3 separate regions of the Mus musculus genome follow, and all the other regions are linked to region 1. Evidence: chromatin loops called from intact Hi-C (ENCODE). Cell type or tissue: left cerebral cortex. All regions are shown on one strand. Each heading gives the region's core, and the rest is flanking DNA. Links, peaks and the distances in the headings are about the cores only. Region 1 holds the start of 5730522E02Rik (RIKEN cDNA 5730522E02 gene). Region 2 overlaps Vrk2 (vaccinia related kinase 2). Region 3 holds the start of Fancl (Fanconi anemia, complementation group L).

Region 1 (7,190 bases), core at 1,468-6,467:
TTATAATAGTCAGAAGCTGGAAAGAACCCAGATGTCTCTCAACAGAGGAATAGATACAGAAAATATGGTACATTTACACAATGGAGTACTACTCAGCTATTAAAAACAATGAATTTATGAAATTTTTAGGCGAATGCATGGATCTGAAGAATATTATCCTGTCTGAGGTAACCCAAGCACAAAAGATCACCTATGATATGCACTCACTGATAAATAGATATTAGCCCAGAAACTTAGAATACCCAATATACAATTTTCAAAACACAAGAAACTCAAGAAGGAAGACCAAAGTGTGGATACTTAGTTCCTTCTTAGAATGGGGAACAAAATACCCATGGAAGGAGTTACAGAGACAAAGTTCAAAGCAAAGCCTGAAGGAAGAACCATCTAGAGACTGCCCCACCTGGGGATCCATTCCATAAACAACCACCAAACCTAGACACTAGGCTCCTGCTGACAGGAGCCTGTTATAGCTGTCTCCTGTAAGGCTCTGCCAGTGCCTGGCAAATACAGAAGTGGATGCTCACAGTCATTCATTGGATGGAGCACAAGGTCCCCAATGAAGGAGCCAGAGAAAGTACCCAGGGAGCTGAAGGGGTCTGAAGCCCTATAGGAGGAACATCAGTATGAACTAACCAGTACCCCCAGAGCTCCTTTGAATTATACCACCAATCAAAGAAAACACATGGTGGAACCTGTGGCTCTAGCTATATATGTAGCAGAGGATGTATGGCCTAGTTGGTCATCAATGGGAGGAGAGGTCATTGGTCCTGTGAAGGCTCTATCCCCCAGTGTAGGGGAATGCCAGGACCAGGAATGGGATTGGGTGGATTGGGGAGCAGGGGGAGGGGTGAGGGTATAGGGAATTTTCCGAGGGGAAACTAGGAAAGGGGATAAATTTGAAATGTAATAAAGAAAATATCTAAAATAAATAAATAAATTTTAAAAAATGCTGTATTAGGTAAGGTTCCTAGCATGATGAACCAGTAATTCTCTACACACTGTTGGTCATTGGATAAATCAATACAATATTTTCATCTAATTTCTAAAATCATGATGCTTTAAGATCAATCTTTGTGAAATAGAAATCCTTCCATGTATATAAAGCATTACCAATATTAAGAATTCTGAGGTTCAAGCATTTTGCATATGACACTGTATTAGTCAGGGTTTCTATTCCTGCACAAACATCATGACCAAGAAACAAGTTGGGGAGGAAAGAGTTTATTCAGCTTACACTTTCCACATTGCTGTTGATCACCAAAGGATGTAGGACTGGAACTCAAGCAGGTCAGGAAGCAGGAGCTGATACATAGGCCATGGAGCGATATTATTTACTGGCTGGCTTCCCCTAGCTTGCTCAGCCTGCTCTCTTATAGAACCAAGACTACCAGCCCAGAGATGGTCCCACTCACAAGGGGCCCTTCCCCCTTGATCACTAGTTGAGAAAATGCCCCACAGCTGGATCTCATGGAGGCATTTCCCCAACGGAAGCTCCTTTCTCTGTGATAACCCCAGCTTATGTCAAGTTGACACTCAAAATTAGCCAGTAGAGAAGCCAAGAGGAGAAACTTCCTTGGGGAAGTGTAAGTGAGCATGTGTTTCATAAAGTTAGATTTAAGGTAGAATTTGGGGAAACACTAAAAACTGTGGTGAGATTGTTAACAACCATCATATGTAGGGGAAAATGATTCCAACTTGGGATGAATCTTTCTGAAAGAATGGATTAACGTAATGCGTGCTGGGGGCTTTCTCCTTTCTTGACAATATGATTTCATCTACTTTTAGTCCAAATGCTTACCTGCCTACTAACTGATCATAGGGTTAGGACATGGAAAGCAACTAACCAAATAAACATTATTTGTTTGTCTTGATTGGATATGGCTCTTGTCCCCATATAATCTGTATGTTATCTGTAAATGTCTGATCCAAACTTATGGGCGATATTTTTGAGTCCTCTATAGAAAAAAAAAGAAACATGGGTAAGGCAGTAACTTTTTGTAATGAGACTGATACAAGAATAACATAAAAGGTGGATTTTACAGCAAGATATGGATAATAATTCGAACACTGAAAGGTTTTGGTCTCAACATTGTAGTATGGATAGAAGTGAGAATGGAAGACTAGCCTTTTCAATGAGGCCATAAGCCTAGACATAAATTTCTTTCAGATTTATTTCCCCAAATTTATTTATTTATTTCCCCAAATCACATCACTCTAAGCCAACTAATGTCTGTATTAACTATAGTCAAAACTAGTATTTAATGCACACTTAACCAGATATGGAACATGGGCTTAAGTTTTTCTTCCCATACTAACATATGTTTCTAAAGTTTTAAACTCATTCTATACTTGGACAATAGTGTCCCAGGCACTAGTACTTTCAGAAATGGCAAGCTGAGCCCTCAAGCTCCTGTGGGACTTCCCATGGTCTAGTTTGAATTTTGTTTTGTTTTGTTTTGGTGGAGTTGAAGTAGCTCCAGAAGGTCACTTGGAGTGACCATATGCCCCTTGGTTCAGCAGTCCTTCCATAGCCTGACAGGACTTATATTTGAGGTTTTCGAAGTAAACGTAGATAGTTCCTGTGGAGTCCATATGTGCCAGAGAACTTGGGTGGCTAAGAATTTGGCGGGAAGAAAGGGGTGAGCAGAGGTACATGTTCTGGCACTTTCCACGGAGGCTACTCTCCTGCGTGGGGGAGGGTGAGAAGCACCCACCCCCACCCCCAGCAAGTACACCTCAGCCGAGATTTGGGGATCGCCTCACCTGTATTTACAAACCCACCACCGCGTTCCCCGCACCGTGCACCCGCAACTTCGCCTTCCACAGCTAGCCGCAGCAGAGCCGAACAGACCGAGAGGGAAAGACAGACAAATCGGCGCGAGCGAGCGCGGGGACCGGGCAGCGGGGAGCGCGAGCGCGGGACGAGCGCGGGTTCAATTAGCGAAACAAAGCAATCATGGCGGAGCGAGCACACCGGGCTGCGCGCCCCGAGGACTCGGCGACCGCCCCGCGCCCTGGCCGGTAAGTGACGCGGCGCCACGCGGCCTCCGCGCTCGCTCCCGCCGCCCGCGCCCCCGCGCCGCCCCCGCCTCCGCCCCGCGCAGCTGGCGCCGCCGCCGCGAGGCCCTGCGACCGCGGGCGCCCTGGGCCCTCCGCCTCCGCAGGGGCTCGCCTGCCCCTGCTGTTCCGCCGTCCCCGCCGCCCCGAGCTGTGGCCCGGAGCCCGCTGAGCGCCGCTGTACGCGCAGGGTGCCTGCACCCCTCGGCTCGCCGCCCCCACGGCGGCCTCCCTCTGGCCTGATCCCCGCCTCCCGTCCCTAATCTGGCCCCCTCGCTTCCCCTATTTCCCTCGCGTCCCCCAAACTGGCCTCGGGCCTGAGTGGGTGCAAGCAGTCACCGCCCACTGGCCAACCAAAGAAGGACTCTGCACCCTCGCCTCTGTGGCCCCAGGGTTCACTTTTCCAACCAAGGGACATAACTCTTGCTCCTGCCCAGGCTCTTAGGCTAGTGTCTTTGTGAGGAGGTTGGTGCAGCCCTTTTAGAAGATAGGAAAACAAAGGCGACAGGTAGGGAAACATACAAGGCGCTGTCACCAACAACGGAGAGGCTCTCTGTTCTCAGAAAAGAGGGTTTTCTTTAAGGAATCCTTCAAGCACCGTGCGTATAGCTGACATATCTCCTGTTTAGAGATAAAAAGCAATCCTTGGGTCTGTCAAGCTCTCAATTTTCCTGTCCACAGACCCCATTTAATGTTTAGTGGGTCCAGTTGTTTGCCTTTTTCCTTTTACTTGTTCAGCCTTTTCGGGACCTTAGTTAATCCTGTGCCTATCTCTGTCCTGTTTGGGGGAGAAATGACAGCGGATGGTGTCTGCTGGGCAGAGAAGGGCATCTGTTTGCTTCTATGTGTCTTTTGAGTCTGACATCTCACTGCTGACAGGTTACTCTGCAGATTATGGAACAGTGAATTGCTTTATCATCCAGAAAGAAAATGCTGATGACGTTAAAATAGTCTTGTATTGTTATTGCAATTGCATATAGTTTTTTTTTTTTTTTAACAAATAAGATCCAATGGAATTAATCATTTATTTTTGCTGGGGATTGAACCCAGGGCCTTGTGCATACTACTCAAGTGCTCCTCCACCCCTGAGCTATACTCCAAGCCATAAAGTGTCTAATCATAATTTTTATTACACTTCTTGCTGGCCCATCTGGAATAAGACATAGTCTAATCCCCCCCCCCTTTTCTCTTGAAGGTGGCAAAAATTCTAATTGATACTCATTTAATAGATTAACTTGCAAAAATCATATAAAGGTTGAACAAAGCAACCATGCATGCTTCAGCCAAAGTCAGTTCTTTTTTGATAAAGCAAGATTTACTTCCCAGTGGTTCATTGACACTCAATCCTTCACCTTACCGTGTTGCTTCTCAGGTCCTTTTTTTTGGGGGGGGGGTGGTGTCTGGAGGGTGGCAATGGAAATTTCCAAAACTAAGATTTACTTTCTCAATGGGACAGGAACTGACCGGTGACAAACCTTTGTTAACTCAGCCCAGGACTTGCTGGAGATGGCAGCTCAGTGAAGACTGTTCATGTTTATTTTTCACAGTTGTGTGGACATAAGAAAAACAAAGCTGGTGCTTCATACGGAGCTACTACCAGATACTTCCCACACTAGTTAGCTCGAGATTCCATTACTCAGTAGCCCTGAACTCCTTCTCACAAATGGATTTTATGTTGACTTCCTGCTCATACCGTGTCAGAGATCATCAACCTGGGAAGAAGTGCTTTGGCTTCTAAAGTGATGTTAGTGGAGGCAAAAAGATCAGCCTTGGGATTATAGATCTTGCTGACCCATTAAGGGTCAGTAAATTAGTAGACTACTTGAGTTGACACTTCTGATCTCAACTTAATGGGTTGATTAACTTATGACTCTATCTTCATTATGGGCTATTAGCACATTGCTAAACTGGATCTTGGACTTAGGAATTGTTTTTAAGTTTATGTTTTTGCTCTCAAGGTTAATCAATATTCATTATGGTTTTAGTTTTTTATTTTTTTTAACCAAAAGGTTAGCTAGATCCTTCTATAAAAAAAGATATTCAATACATTTATGAGTTGAGGTTGCAAAACTGTCTGGCTAAGGAATTTACAACATGCAAAAGGATACACAATAAGAGGTGGCATCATAAAGAGGAAATACACACGACATGCACATGTTAAGGGCTTCTTGCTCATCATCAGAACCTCCACCCTCTTATCTTTCTGTGTGCCTTTCTGTTATGGTCACAGTAAATCATGACATTCAGACCTCCATTGAAGGCTTGTGGGGCTGCCAGCTAGGGACAGTGAAAACCTAGGCTTTGCCTCAAGATGCCTTGTGAGGAATATTTTTTTGTGATCGGCATATCTTAGAATCAGTCTGTAGACTACACTATTAAATCTATAGAGTATATATTTTTTCCTGCCTTTCTTGAAATTTGTAACACATTCCAAGGTCATTGTAATCCTGGTGATTTGGGAATCATCAGTAATCATTCTGTAATCTCAGCAGTTGGCAATTAATATATTAGTAATGCTGGTGAAATCACTAGAGAAAGTTAAAGTTTATCCACTCAGCCACACAATTAATTGAGAGGTATGTACAGTGTTTTAGGTGGAACCTCACTGGAACTGAGTCGGTTGGCTGGCAGGTATTAATGCAAACAAAGATATACCCAAACCAAAGAATTGTTAGGTTTCCATAAAAAAGCTCTAGGAGACACTGGATCACTACTGAGCTTGAAATTCATAGCCCTCCTTTGGGGGCCTAGAGAACTGAGTTCCTTCTGAAGCCATGTATATATCTCTTTACCCATGACATGATTGAGTGTGTGCAGTTTGCAAGTTTCTCTAACTTGAAGAGAATTAGTAGACTTTTATATCTTTAAAACCAAGACTAAGTAGTATGATCAAAAGCCAAGGAATGGTGTTCCAGATCATGGACGGTGCTCCAGATCACGGATGGTGCTCCAGATCATGGACGGTGCTCCAGATCATGGACGGTGCTCCAGATCATGGATGGTGCTCCAGATCATGGATGGTGCTTCAGATTATGGAAGGCTGCTATGTTTTTCAAGCACAGCCCATGGGCTGGCTGAAGGGTTAAGGGTGCAAGCCAGAATGAAGCAGAGCAAGGAAGAAGAGGATTTTCAGAACCCTGTAGTAGATCATTTTAAACAAGAATCCCTAAGGAGGATGTTATCAAAAGGTATTATAGCTGGAAACAAACCTCAGTCACAGAACCAAGTTTTAAAGAAAACACAGTCTTAGTTAAAACAGAATAAAAATAGCATTAACTACACTAAAAACTCCAAAGCAAATAAAACCTGTGAGAACACCTGCCTTGAAAAGCAGCCACATTTGTTAGTATTAAAAGTCTTCACTAACAGGTGATTCTCTCGAGTCATCTTCTTTAGCCGTTCAGGGAAACATGACCACACCACAGGGTCTGCCCAATTCACCAAGCTCTCTAGTAAACAGATTATTTTTTTATTACGAAGTGTTAGAACTCAAGCCGACTTGAAGTTCAATGTCCTTAGTGCTTACTTTACATTTATTTCATTTTCTTAAATCCTGCCGAAATATGTATGTGTGGGAGTACAGCCTTTCCACAAATTATCTTGATATTTGGGGGCCTTATTTTCTTTGGGAATCTGGTGTCTCTCATCTTTGCAAAGTTAGAGGATACATTCTAAGCAGACACCTCATTGAAATATCTGCTTGCCGCCCACCAGAGACAAGAGCAATGCTTACTCTTCTTCTCTGCCGTCTCAATGACCGAACTGGATCAGGAGTCCATAAAGCATTCTCAGACCTGTGGTATGCAAAGATAAAGAGGCTGCTGAAACTTTGTTGGTGAAAGCATATTAAGTATATGTATTTTGTTAGGAAAGGAGAAACAAAAGCAAGGCATTTGGCAATCTGCAGACAGAATTGAAAATATGAAGTTAGCCTAATTAAAAATACATTTTTTTAACTAAGCGCTGGTTTTGTGGTAAGCTCGAAGGAAGGCCGTGAAAAATTACATGGAGCTACCTGCAAAAGCAGTTACTTCCCAGTCTTCAGACCTGCCCAACCCACTAAAAGCAGCAGTGCAAAGACTGTGGCCTGAGAACAAGACAGGGTTCAGAGGAGCAGCAGCTGCAATCAC
Region 2 (7,190 bases), core at 862-5,861, 280 kb before region 1:
TGTTGTCAGTAATTCAGCAAACATGGGATCGGCCACTTATTTCTTTATTGCACAGTGTCTTTTTGTGTTTTAAGTCAGAAGGTCTCTGTCGTGTAGCTCCTGCCATACTGAAAAGTAGTGAGATAATATCAATTGGATGGTTCTAAAACTGAGGATGGAGGCCATCATTACAGAGAGCATGTGCTTTCTTCATTCGGAAAGCAGTGGCTCCAGGGTTGCTCTGTCAGGCTTGCTCTCTGATAGGAAGTACCTCCTTTAACCTTTTGCACCACTGTCTTCTTATTGCCAGTGTGATTAGCAATACTGACACTGCTGAACTGATTAAAAGGTAATAATGCAGTCCTCCAGCATGTGGTGCAGTGGCTGTTCTCCATAAATCACATAGTTGTTTTATTTAATTATAATTTCTAGAGTCAGCTATTTCTGGAAACTGTTTTTTCCCCCTGAAATAGACCTTGAGTCCCCACCTGTGCCTTTTTTATTATTGTTATACTTGGCAATATTTTATCATTTTGAAATGTTGAGCAATTGCAAACAACATACTCTCAGTGAAAAGAATAATTTGCTTGCTTCGTGGTTCTATGCACAATAACATTAGATGCTAAATAGTATTTGGAAACTAACTTAAGAAAGCTGAGAGAAAAAACTCTTGATAGAAAAATTGCCAAACAGAAAGTAAAAGTTTGAGTTTTGGGGACTCTACATGAGGACCTACAAATAATGATAACATTAGTTATGAAATGCAACTGAAAACCTTATGTAGTTCACTGAATTATGCAAACATATGTTTTCAAGAGAGAACAATTCATAATACACTTTCTGTCTAAGTGAATACAGTGAATTAAGGCAAATAGACTGTATCATTGAGCTGCAGAGCAAGGATGGAGCAGTGCTGGGGAGGAAATTCCAACCTTGCTTGTGGATTCCTACTCTGGAACGTTTTTCATTTCTTGGTTCAGTTGGCCTTTTCAATGGGTTGGGCAAGTTTACAATGAAACAAGTAGCTTTAAGATTTAAAAGATTTTCAATTTCAAATAAATTATGCTTATTTCATTTGTATGCATTTTTTATCTACAGGCATGTATATGCATTGTGTGTATCTGGTGCCTGCAGATGCCAGAAGTCGGTGTTATACCTCCTGGAACAGATGTTTGTGAGCCCCCATATAGATGCTGGGAACCAAATCTGGGTCCTCTGCTAGAGTAACAGGCAGTCTTAACCACCAAGCCTATCTCTAAAATTTTTCAAATGGTTATTCTGTGCTGGGTGCGAAACTAAGAATCTTTGTACCTATAAGGCATGTGTTCTACCGCTGAGTCAACCTTATTGTTCCCAGAGATTTCTAATACTCAACTAATGTTTTTTGAGTTAACAAGCATTATACTTATTCTCTGTGCAGTAGCTAGATTGTGGACATGAAAGAATTTAATTTCCCTAGAACAGGTCAGGAGGTTTTGTCTCTCTTTGACATGCTTCTTAGGCTAGGAACACATGACCATTCCGTGTAACATTATAAAGGTTTCTGTAGCACGGAGAGCACTGGTAAAATATTTGCTTACCCCCAATGAAGGAGCTAGAGAAAGGACCCAAGGAGCTAAAGGGGTCTGCAGCCCTATAGGAGGAACAACAATATGAACTAACCAGTACCCCTCAGAGCTTGTGTCTCTAGCTGCATATGTAGCAGAGGATGGCCTAGTTGGTCATCAATGTGAGGAGAGACCCTTGGTCTTACAAAAATTATATGCCCCAGTAGAAGGGAGTGCCAGGGCCAGGAAGCAGGAGTGGGTGGGTTGGGAAGCAGGGTAGGGGGAGAGTATAGGGTACTTTTGGAGAGGAAACTAGGAAAGGAGATAACATTTGAAATGTAAATAAAGAAAATATCTAATAAAATTTTTTTAAAATGCTTGCTTACCATACTCATTAACGGAGCATATATAGTGAAAGACTGAAAATTTGATAATATATTTAATTAGATAAGACTGAACTATAATAGTGAAGTGAACTTGGCTCTCAAAGGCCTATTTTACATGAAGACCAGTTTATGAAATATTGATTTCAGCTGTGTCCCTCAGCTGGAGGTAGCTAGAGTTCCTGGGAAGTTTCATTCCACATTCATTCATTCACATTGGTTTGTTTTTCTCTCCTCTTGTGTGTAGCCAGTATCTCGCAAACGTGTGTCAGAATATCCTTTTTGAGCAGTAAAGGTTGTGATTAGGAATTCCTGTAATAGAAAAAGAACTTGTGCACACATCTGTACAAATGGAGCCATTCTATTAATGGGAGATTTTTTCACAGAAGAAATCATTGCATAACAGCATGGTAGAGATTGTGTTTCTATTTTAATACTAGAGCCAAATCCTGCATTAAGAAATATTGAAGTCCAACCACAAAACATACAGCACCCATGGGCCTGGCCTTCTACTGGATTGAAGGTCCTTTAATAACTCAGTACTCAAATAGCAGTTAAGATGAGAATGTGTAAGGGTAACCATATGCTGTGCTTTTATAACAATCAGAGTAGCTACAACATATAGCACCTTTAAAACTATGTATGGTGACCTAGAGTAGCTACACATGTGGTGGCACAATTGTTCTTAGTAGATGCTTCTATAAATTAAAGACCTAGTTCACTCAGTGACTTTTTAGAGTTTACTTCATTAAGGACAATGAAATGGAATACCTGTTTACAACAGCTTTAACAGCCACATATTGCTCAGGATATTATATATCCCTGCACAGATGAACATTCAAGTAGTAGAATAAATATAAATACCACCTTATTGTTTTTATAACAGCTTGGAATGCTGATAAAATGACTTTATTTTATAGGCGTGTTAGTCATTAATTCAATGACTTATTACCAAGCGTCAGTTGAATTTAACAAGTCTTAGTTCTCACTGCCTTTTGATATAAGGTACTTGAGAAAAAAAAATATGTCAAAATGAGATGAAATTAGTCCACAGTATTTAAGAGTTTGTTAATTATGATATTTACTGGGATCTGATCATGTTCTTTTACTATGTTTTAATAAAAGCCATCTTACAATAAGTCTCTATTTTACTTCAGAACTTCCTTCTCCACCATACCTCTGGACCACATTCCCCTCATGCTTGCCTCACCTCTGGCTTTCAGATTTAAGACTAGTAGTTTTGTGCAGAGCTTCTCGTATCTGAAGATATGGGAAGCACTTGGGAGCTGTGTGCCCATGGTTGTGGTTCTTCCACAGAACTGCATCTTCTTGGGCCTGGTTTTAAAGACTGCACACTAGATGGCAGTTTTGTCATATTCTTCTGGCTTCAAGTGCAACCACTGGTGTGACAGAATAGGAAAGACCTTCAGTGTTTAGTCTGCACTCAGAGGGTCTCTGCGTGACCGCGGCAAACCCCATGGACTTCCTTGAACATGTGTTAGCAATTTAGCTGCAGACATTTATTTCTTTGTTTTACTGCTTGGCTCTTTGAGAAAGTGTTGGTGCCGGGTTATGGGTTGTCTGGATCATGTCAGAGGCCATGGGATCAAGTTCATATGACAGGCTAGACTAAGGAAAGATGAAGTTGGAGGAGGTGAAGAAACTGACCCTTACTTCAGCAGCCAGTCGCTGCCTGTCTGTGGACCGAGGCCAGAGACCCAGACAGTTAATGTTACTCCAGCTGAGTAAACATGACGCTCTACCCATTTGGCCTTTGCATATTTCGTCAATGGGAGCTCACTCAAAGATTTCTCTATTTCTCACGAGCTTTCTCATCCTCCCCTTTCTGCAGCCCCGTCCAGGAGGAGTGATGTTGAAATCCTTGGTTACTGCATGCTGCACTGGCTCTTCGGGAAGCTTCCTTGGGAAGCAAAGCTGGACGACCCTGTGGCTGTCCAGACTGCTAAAACCAAGTAGGTATTCTCCAACCCCCTGCCCCTTTATGCAGTAGGACCGACAGCAGGGACTAGAAAAGACAGAGAGAATGGCCCCTTGGCACCAGTGAAAATAAACTAATGTCGTCAGCTTGAAAAATACTTTTTAAAAACCAGAATCACGAAGACATAAAAATATCTGTACTTGATAATTTTACAGTGCAGATGTAAAATAAAACATCAGTTTCCAGACAAGCTGTTTTCTGGCACTTAGATCCTATGGTGGTGTGTACAAGATGGACTGTTTGTAAATTAGTGTGGGCCTGGGTATGGAAGCAGTCTGGTTTTGGTGTGATCGGTATCTACTGTGCAGAGGAGCAGGGTGAGGTGGGAGAGGGGGCTTGTGTTTCTCAGGGGAGAACAGCATACCTCATACTCCTGTCTCCAAAAGCATATCTTTTTTCTTTTTTGAAGTAGAAACAAAGAAAACTTTTACATGAGCTGTTTATATGAAACATACTTGCAGCCACATAAATCTTACAAATATAGACTACATTCAAAGTTTATTACCTTGATGCTGTTAGCACAAGGAGGTCAGTTTTAGAACAAAGTGCGTTTTACAAGTCTCTCACTGGTCAGCTGGTCCAAGGTACAGAGTGGGCAGCTTTTCCTCACATTCTAAGGTAAACTGAAATAGTTATCTATGGAGAGATTGCTGTGCACTGGAGTTTTAGGAAAACATATAATAAAAATAGACACCAAGGGCAGCTCAGCCAGATAAGTCAATCTTCAGATGTAAATGTTGTTTTGGACTGGGTCTTACTCTGTAGCCCATGATGGCTTCAACCTCATGATTCCCTTCTCAGCCTCGCAAGTGCTTGGATTAGAGATGCAGCCACCACACTTAGATTCACTGTAGGATCTGTGCCCAAGACAGAAGGTTTGGACTAAAGGCTAGAAATGACAGATCTCTACAAACTGACATGTACAGTTCTTGTGCTTGAAATCTTGAACACCCTAGTCCCTGACACATTTGTGCAAGTTGAGACTCTGACGAGTTCTGTTCATTTCCGTCCTCTTATAACTGGCACCCTCCACACTGCAGCACAGTGAATGCATGGACATCAACACTCCTATAAGCAGTTCTTGTATACACTTTGTGAGCTCAGCTTAGCTAATTTACGTAGTGTACTTTAGTTAAAGGCCAGGATTTTAACCTAACAATCCCTGGCAGGCTTTCTTTTATAAGACTAATAAATGGTTTGTTTTAGTCTTGTATCAGCATGTATATAGAGGATAACATTTTATTAACTAGTGAATAATATGTCCACATGTATTCATGTATAGTAAAAGGGTACTACATAAAATAGGGTTTTAATAAGTGAAATATTATCTTGACTTTACATATATTGTCTTCATCTTTATTTGATTAACAATACAAATCCAAATACTAATATATTATGTATCAAAATTTAAAAATCTTTCGATTTCCTATGTAATAAGTGCTCCTTTCTTCGCCTGTGAAGGTATAATGTGAGGCAGGATGGCAGGTTTGGCCACAGCTCTGTGTCCCTCTGTTTCTGCTGTCATGAGTCACTTAAGATCACCATGTGCTTTTCCACTTGTGTTTCTCTGTGAATCATTCACTTTATTTATAATTTTAGTTGAGGCTTTATATATTTTTGCTACAGTAAATTAAGAAAGTGATATTTAGCCCCAACTGGAAAGCATTTACCAGGTGTTTGTTGTATTGATATTTCTTCTTAACTTATTTAACCATTTGGTTATATAAACTCTTGCCTGGACAGGGCAAATGCACACCGAGAACTAAAAATCACCCCTTTTCAGTAATCGATACATCAGGAAAATGACTCCACAGAGACACCAAGGCATTCGTGCCCACAGTTCACTAGGGAGACCAGAAATGATGAGACAGAGTGGCCTCTCCTCTGTGGAGGAAATCAAATGTCTATTTTCCCACCCAGAAACCTGCTAACATTTGCTTACATTGCTGACATTTCCTGGGGGAAGCAAACCTCCCCCAAAGGCCGCAGAATATTTATCCCAGGCTCTCTCTCCCTAGACCTTGATCTGTTGGTTCCCAGTTGGTAGAATCCTTAGGGGATGTCACATGAATTTTATGGCATACTGATGTCAATGTTATCTCAGAGAAGATACAAGATTCTAGTCCTTTTAGCTATACACCCCACCTTCAGATTCACATATACTTTTCAAAGAGTTTCTAGGTAGTCCCACCCTGAGATTTACTCTGCACCTAGAGTTGAAATGATCATTGCCTAGAAAGCTTTTCCCCAAATTCTACTATGTTTAGATGTGCTGACAATATATCCCTGGCAGACTCTTTGAAGTTTTGATCCAGGTTGAAAAAGTCAGTCTGAACCAAGTTTCCATTCTCATCACTTTTGCTGCCTGCCATAGCATCCACAGAGACCCACACACCTTTAAATATAAGAGGAATAAAAGATTTCCCCAACTACACCTAGCTTTTTATGTATTTTCTATTCTTCTTTAGGAAACATCATAGCAAACATTCTACAGTCCTCAATTGTGTACAATTTGAGTTAAGGCCTCTAGGTAGTTACAACTGTAAAACTGACCAATAAGAACTAAGGAATGCCCTCTCCCACTTTGCTAATCCTCCTATCCACTACAGTTGGGTACAAAAAGGGCACAATTGTGTCCTATCAACACAGAATCAGAGTTTTATGTTCTACCTGAAACAGGGAGCCTGGGCTGAAGACACTCACCATGTGCTGTCTGTTTTCTGTTTAGCCTGCTGGATGAACTCCCAGAGTCGGTGCTTAAGTGGGCTCCTTCTGGAAGCAGTTGCAGTAAGTTGGACCATAAAACCTTTCTTGATCCATGAGTCTTCACGGTAGCTGCTCTGTGGGTGTTCACCATTACCCACTCCCATTCCCAGACACTTAAAGCTTCGGGATCACAGAGAGTTTGCTAAAAACGATGTTTAAGTCATCTTTGACTTTAGAACCAAAACGGTGGTGCTCCAGGAACTGCCCAGCTCTTATGGGTTCTTTGTTTTTTAGAGTTTTACTTTTATATTTTGAGAATCATTCACAGGTTATTCAATAGCAACTGGTATTTTTAGGATTAAGATATTTTTGAACAGAGATAAAAATCAACCTCTAAAAAGACTATTTTGAGTCAATATATTTGAAGAACTTAATCATTACATGCCTAAATGCTGTTTACACCTGGGTCACATTATACCGATCAGCAAACAAAACTTTTTAGATAAGAAAATCACCTGATTTGGGCATGTAGCATACACTGTTACAATCATTTTTTTTTTCCTTCAAGTTTGCAAA
Region 3 (6,901 bases), core at 1-5,000, 180 kb before region 1:
GCCCCAGTATAGGGGAATTCCAGGGCCAGGAAGTGGGAGTGGGTGTGTTGGGGAACAGGGAGAGCGAGGGGAGGGGGGGTTTAAGGGATTTTCAGAGGGCAAACTACGAAAGGAGACAACATTTGAAATGTAAATAAAGAAAATATCTAACAAAAAAAAGAAAGTAAGAAAGAAAGAAAAGAAAGACAGAAAAGGGTGAATATCATAAATAACTTTGTAAATCAATATATTCAGAAACCTATATGAAATTAACTCTTTGCCACAAACTACCAAAGCTCACTCAAGACAATAGGACCTAATAATAGAAAACATACTTTTCCTCTGCTCACAAATGATTCCTTCATGTAAAAACTGATTGTCAAGGTACCAAAGGTGATGTTTATAAACAATGGTAATTGTGGTGCAACTAAACTATAAGTTCTACCAAAGAGTAAAAACAAAAGTTAGAATAAAGAACTTCATGTAGAAATTATATAAGCTCCAAAATCCAGTGATGAGACACAATACCGAAGCATCTACCAGATCCTCTTAAAGCAGCATGATGAGGGAAGTGCAACACCTCAGAAGCATAGAAACAGAAAGTGTGCAAGCAAAATAAAGGAAGCAACACATACAATCACACATCAAAAAGAAGTAAGATGGGAAAACTGTTCCGTATAACAAAGCACCAATTCACAGATAGGTATGATAGTGTTAGAAAAGCCTTGAGAGATTTGACACCAATAATTACTATTTAGCTATTTAAGCCAAGAATCTAGTATTGAAAATCTGAAATATACAAAACCAATGCAGAGACCCACAGCCAAATATCAGATGGAACTTGGGAGTCTTGTGAAAGAGTTGGAGGAAGGATTGTGGGACTTGGAGGTACAGAGACTCAGGTCTCCACAAGAAAACCAAAAGGTTCAACCAACCTGGACCCTTGGGGGGCTCCAAGAGACTGAACCACCAACCAAAGGGCATACATGGGCTGGATCTAGGCCTCCATACACACATGTTTAAGAAAAGTGCAGCTTGGTCTTCACATGAGTCCCTCAACAACTGGAAAGAGTCCTGCCCCTGACTCTGCTGCCAGCCTGTGGATCCTGTTCCCTTAACTGAGTTGCCTTGTCTGATGTCAGTGGGAGACAATGTGTCTAGTCCTGCAATGGCTTCAGGTAGGTGCCGGGTGGGCTGGTTCCTGGGCAGAAGGGAGCAGCTCCCCTCCTCAGAGGAGAAGAGGAGGGGGGGGGGCTATGGGGGGGATGGGGAGAGTAATCAGGATGTAAAGTAAGTGAAGAAATAAATAAATAAATAAATAAATGGGAAAAATGGAACTAAAATGAATGAATGAATGAATGAATGAATGAATATGCAGTATATAAGTGAATGTGTAATGGCCCAAAGAACCTCACCGAAAAGTACTCGTTAATTTCAAAAGAAGATCTGGCAGAAGCCACACTAACCTAGTAACTGGCATTATTAATATCAACACTGGGAGTAGTTGACTTCATGTGCCTTGAAGGGAACACAGGACAGTTTCTGGGATGCCCCTGCCCAAACACATTCCCAGAATTCAATGGTGAGAAAATATCAAACCTAATAAGCTTAACTCTTAAAAATAAAATTCAAGTTAATAAAAACACAGACTAAGAACTGCTCCAAAAGAAGAGATAAGATAATTAAATACTCCATGAAATTTTACACCGCATAGCAGTTGTAGTAACTGTACTGAGGTTAGGTTTGAGTGGACCCTTGTTTTATGAAATGAGTGCTAAATTATTTAGAGATAAAACAGCAAGAAACGTATCTATGATTTAATCTCAAAGGGTAAGGTAAGTGTGTGCACAGGACCAACCACAATCACACTCAGGATAAAATCAGTTGTGCTGGATAGCTTTTAGACAGTGCTTAAGACTCAAAGGCATGCTTAAGGAATAAAAAATTAGAAATTACCTACATCGAAGGCTAACGTATTTCCGGTCTAATCTTATGGCTATAATTGTTTTCTAAAGTGCTATTGGAGATACAGACAAGTGATGTGAAACACTTGTTTCTGCCTGTCCTGTGCAACACTTGCCTGGCATGTGAATGGCTGCAGGTTCAATTCCCAGAACAGATGTGCACATGCATGCGCACAAATTCATTCTCTCTCTCTCTCTCTCTCTCTCTCTCTCTCTCTCTCTCTCTCACGTTTCTGAATGTTTCTGTAAATGTGAAAAACATTTTAACTGGATATTTCAACAGTTAAGCAAAAGGTGGCTAACTCATTTCCATCTATAATAAATTTTAGCCATTCTTTAAAGGTTCACATGGTTTGAAAATCCCTAAGGAAGTCCATGCTTCCTGTGTGTATATTTATCACAGAGAATTTTCTTAACTCCCAGGAATGTTTAGGGACAAGTGTTACTATTTAGAAAATCTGGTATCTGCTCAGCATTCTAGAGGTTGTTGCTTCAACACACGTGGAAATTAATGACTCCTGTCATTAAAGGGCAAGTTACACGTAGCTGAGTTTAATATTCAGAGGAAAAGTCCATAGTCAAAATCTTAAATTAAGGTAATTTGTTGTACCATGGGGGGGGGGGGGGGGGGGCCCGCTGGGGTGAGATTTTCTAAACAGTAAGAGTTTCAGAGGTAACTGACACCATCATAGTCAAGGTAGTCTCTCTAGATTTCCCAGGATCTGATTTCAACTATAAAATAATGGGGTTTGGATTTTTCTGTTTGTGTAGGTTCGGCTTAATAGTGGACCCTGAGTGCTCTATAAATCAAAATCGTAAGTGTAGTAACACACCGCCGTGATGAACTCTGGTTAAGACCTACAGAACTGCACCTCCCTCTTCCACCACCAGCCAGGCACCGGCGAGCCGCCCCGCCCACCCTGTGTCGCGCGGCGTCGCCACCTAGCGACCGCGCATGCGCAGAGTATCGGCGCTACTTCTCCAGGCTCTGCTACACTCTCCCAGCCAGGCAGCCGGAGACGCCGCGGTCAGGCTTTGCCACGAGTGACAGGCTCTCGCGCGACAGAACGACCCCTCAGGGTACCTGAGCCGAAATGAATCCCTCATACACAGTTTTCTCCCGGTTCTGAGGAAGTAGCAGCGGGAAATGGCGCAACAGGCTTGCTTCTGCTTCGTCCATGGCGCACAGGAATGGCCGCCGCACATGCGCAGTCTGCAAAGGGACGGGGCGGAAACCCGCTTCGGCGGGAAAAACTAACTGGTGGGTACGCTGCCCTGACCTGGACAATGAACTGGGCCAACTGGTCTGCTTAGTAGCAGGAGAAAGCAGGAGAAAGGAAGATCACTCACAAGTCCACAGGCCTGACGGTTCAGGATTATTCTGACCTTGACTGTCAAAAAATAAAACTAGCAAAATCCTCTTGTTGATTTCATTGAAGACTGATGCAACTCCAAAGCTGACTTTCCTACTTTGACAGGGCATTTACAGTGTGCCCATAGCATACTGTTTTTACCCTGAACCTGCCCCATCACCTCTCCTGTTCTTGCGTTTGCTCTGGACTAGATCTCCTGTATACTCCCAGTATACCCTTCAACCAAATGCATATGTAAATAAATTGTACATTCAATACATCATGTATATTGTATGCTGATTCAGTGTTGTACTGTTTTTAATTAGATATATTTAAAGGAAGCCCATAGAAATTGTGAGAGATTCAATTTATTCTTGAGGTGGTAGACTGACAAAATTTCCTATACATTCTGGTAACTTAGAAATGGTTACTCATTCACTCATTTCTAAATATAGATTTAAGAAAACGTGGGGGGAGGGGGTGTTGATTGTGTAAGAAACTTGTTAATAGTTACCATATGATAATTTGGCATTAGAATAAGTCACTTTTGATTCTACTATTTTTAAGATCACTGTAATATGTTAGTAAGTAAGATTGTGCAAAGATGAATAAGATATTCTTCCTATTCTTATTGCCCTCATTGAAGATTGGATTTTAAAAGATTAATAGATTGGCAGAATTTGTCACAATATTCTGAATGCTTGAAGAACACAAGAATGTTGTACTTGTTACACTAAGACTGTGGTTCGCAACCTTCTTAGTGACCCCCCCCAACCATAAAATTATGTTGTTGCTTCTTTGTAACCGTAATTTTGCTACTGTTATGAATCACAATTTAAGTGTTTTTGGAGAACCAGTATGATAAGACTTTCTCAAAATGTGACTCAGATTGCAGTGTTGTCAGCACTAAAAAAAAAAAAAAAAAAAAAAGGTACACAACTTTATACAAGTGTTACAGCTCTGAGGAGAAAGGTTTCCCCAATGCAAGTGTTGCAACTCTGAGGAGAAAGGTATCCTGGCAGTCTGGAGCCAAAGAATATTACACAATCCCACAATACAACAGACCTCACACAAGAAGATTATTAGAAAAAATACAGGAGGATGGCTGCATCTGCTTGGGGAAAAAGCAGCAAAGAACTAAGCTAGAAACAGGCTTTACACAGGGATTCTTTGGGAGTTTTTCAGGGTGGGGATTGGTGGGACTCCAAGTTTGAGTTTTAGGCTATCTCAGGGATTGGTGGGTTTTCAAGCAAAGGGATTGGTAAGTGAGCTAGGACACTTTTTTTTACCATACAATTAAGGAAACAAAAGTTTACCACTGAGGGATTCGGGGCATACAACCTTGGCATTTGAATAAACAACAAAACCTAGATCAATCCAATCACCTCTGGCCCCCCACAGCAGCTCCTGAAATACTCACTTCAGATTGCCTTCTTTATGCCTGGAATAAACAACTCTCCCTGACTCTGAAGAGGCAAGGACAGGGAAAAGAAGCTACATATGAATTGCTAAAATTGCCCCAGTTTGTAACTATTAGATCATACCTCCTTAGTATAGTCATACTGTCTTATTAAAAAAAAAAAAAAAAAAAAAAAAAGGTTTCTATGTTGCATTGAATCTCAGTTTGTTAGTTTTATATGCCATAGAAATTGTACTAAACAAATTTTATGCTTTTGTTAATTTGTCTGAAAATTTATGTACTCTTTTATTTTTCTGGATTTTCATCATGTATCATTTTAACCCAGCATTAATTCCTCATGTCCTCCTAAAGTGTCTGAAATAGAATTTTTTTCTCAGCTCATGCTAAATAGAAATGAAATGCAAAAGAAAACAACTTTACCCATGGGAAACTTGTACAACGTTTTAAAGGCTTTTTTACTGTTTAACTTATTGAAAAAAAGATGCTACTGTGGTACTTGATCTAGCAGCTACTGTTCTTTGGGTTAGATAGAGTCTTGTGTTTGGTTTGTTTGTTTGTTTGTTTGTTTGTTTGTTTGTTTGTTTTGCTGTGTACTGGGAACATCAAAGTTTTCTTTATATTCTCTCAAGAGATGTGCTATAGTTTTATTTATTTTTAGCACAATGTACATTGACTTAGCATCTGTCTCCTTACCATGGAATAATGGGACACTTGAGTGCTCGTCAACATAAGTGATTATTTTTATAGTGAATATACCTAAGAGACATTGAACTTAAACAGGATATTAGGAGACCTGTAAGCTCCAGCTTACAGATGATTCTTTCTTACATTCACAAAAGTAATTCTTCACCATTGAAATTTCTTCTCTCAGGGAGCTCAATAAAGGTCATCAAATCCAAGACATATGTGGGTAAAAGAGTCCCATAGACCTAGCACTTGTAAATAGCTAATCAGAACTGGCAAGATACCCAGTGAGATAGACGAAAACTGTGGAGCAACTTCTGAAAGTAGCTGAAATGTCTATAAATGCTCAAATGGCTCAGCAGACATTCATATACAGCATCCCAGTACAGTACTGGAAATGATATTGCCTTCCATGTAAATGATGAAGGGGTTCGTGCAAATCAATCAAGGGAAACTCAAGATGAGTTCTTAGCAGCACTTTTCTACCATGATTCAGTCTACCTCTTAAAAACTGGTATCAGGCACTTGTCTGCCAAAGTAACTCTGTGGATAGAATGAGTCTCTTTGTCCACTGCCTCATCACTGCTGCTACCTCCAACTCAGCTTAGCAGCCACTTGAACTGCCAGCCTTGGTTGGCCACCAGCTCCCCTCCTCCCACAGGGCCATCATGATAGCAACTACTTGCTAAAGCTGCAATGATCTTCCAGTTTCTCACATAGGTAACTGCAGTGTCTGCCAGTGTTCTGCCTCTAATTTGTGTGTTATATGAATTCCAGACCAAAGGCTAAAAGTAAAGATATTTCTATATTCCTCACACACCCCTAACTCCAACCTAAAGATTCCCAAATTCTGGTAGTAGGGTCCCTGTGGTGTGTTTAACAACTCTACAAATGAATGTAATATATGCTGAAGTACCATCTGCTCGGTCATGCAACTCAGTTATTAAGAATGTTTCCATTATGCACTATGTGATGGGGATACATTTAAAGCTGTTCAAGAGTGGACCATACAAGATTAAGAAGATGTGTAATCTCATCCAGTATTTATACCTTTTTTGTTAAGACTTGCATTTTCAGTACTTCAGTATTTCGCACCACCATGCTTTTCATGTGGAAACTTTAACTTTCCTTGAACATTGTTCTTAGTTGCTCTTTGTGGGAATTTTTCTTGTCTCCTGAAATTATTGCTATGCCCGACCACTTAATATATTCCCTGGTTCAGCCTTAACTAATTGTGAACTGTCTTATTCTACTCAGGCTGCTCTCAGAAAAGTACCATAATTTGGGTAGCTTCTGAGCCAAAAGAGATTTATTTCTTGCTGTTTCCAAGTAGAAGAAGCTAAAAATCAAGGCTTAAGTTCTACATTTGATACCCATGATATCCATTGGAGGGTTTCCCTCAAGATACTAGTCATTTCCCTTAATCTATGTCATACTTACTGCTGTCATTGAGTCCTTGCCTCTGAACTCTCATTATTAAATTAATAAGAATTTCCCAAAAT

The links. A loop is a pair of places that touch in the nucleus more often than their neighbours do. Peaks named below come from ENCODE experiments on the same cell type or tissue, not always from the same donor. Only the 100,000 strongest peaks of a DNase experiment are listed, where the experiment ranks them.
Region 2: it touches region 1 in a loop (2.9-fold over the local background); 9 of 42 quality-filtered maps call a loop at or near these places.
Region 3: a loop joins it to region 1, with 4 times the contacts of the local background. A loop is called at or near these places in 5 of 42 quality-filtered maps.

Annotation. Positions count from the first base shown.
Region 1 is chr11:26,206,325-26,213,514 of GRCm38, reverse strand. 5730522E02Rik (RIKEN cDNA 5730522E02 gene) reads left to right here and starts at 2,939. Exons shown (of 6, transcript NR_027973.1): 1 at 2,939-3,024. In left cerebral cortex, for the core only: no CTCF peak of the experiment used is centred there; DNase peaks (open chromatin) are centred at 2,581, 3,055, 3,450 and 3,785; H3K4me3 peaks cover 1,732 bases; H3K27ac peaks cover 1,449 bases.
Region 2 is chr11:26,486,465-26,493,654 of GRCm38, reverse strand. It overlaps Vrk2 (vaccinia related kinase 2), which reads left to right. Exons shown (of 13, transcript NM_027260.3): 9 at 3,762-3,882; 10 at 6,637-6,695. Among named protein-coding and RNA genes, the nearest start is that of Fancl, 100 kb to the right of the region's middle. RefSeq lists an enhancer at 1,922-4,567. In left cerebral cortex, for the core only: a CTCF peak has its summit at 3,252 (motif pointing right); DNase peaks (open chromatin) are centred at 3,261 and 5,476.
Region 3 is chr11:26,383,437-26,390,337 of GRCm38, reverse strand. It overlaps Fancl (Fanconi anemia, complementation group L), which reads right to left and starts at 3,254. Exons shown (of 14, transcript NM_025923.3): 1 at 3,028-3,254. The coding sequence starts at 3,123. It also overlaps the pseudogene Gm18324. In left cerebral cortex, for the core only: a CTCF peak has its summit at 2,842; DNase peaks (open chromatin) are centred at 2,918 and 3,111; H3K4me3 peaks cover 1,183 bases; H3K27ac peaks cover 688 bases.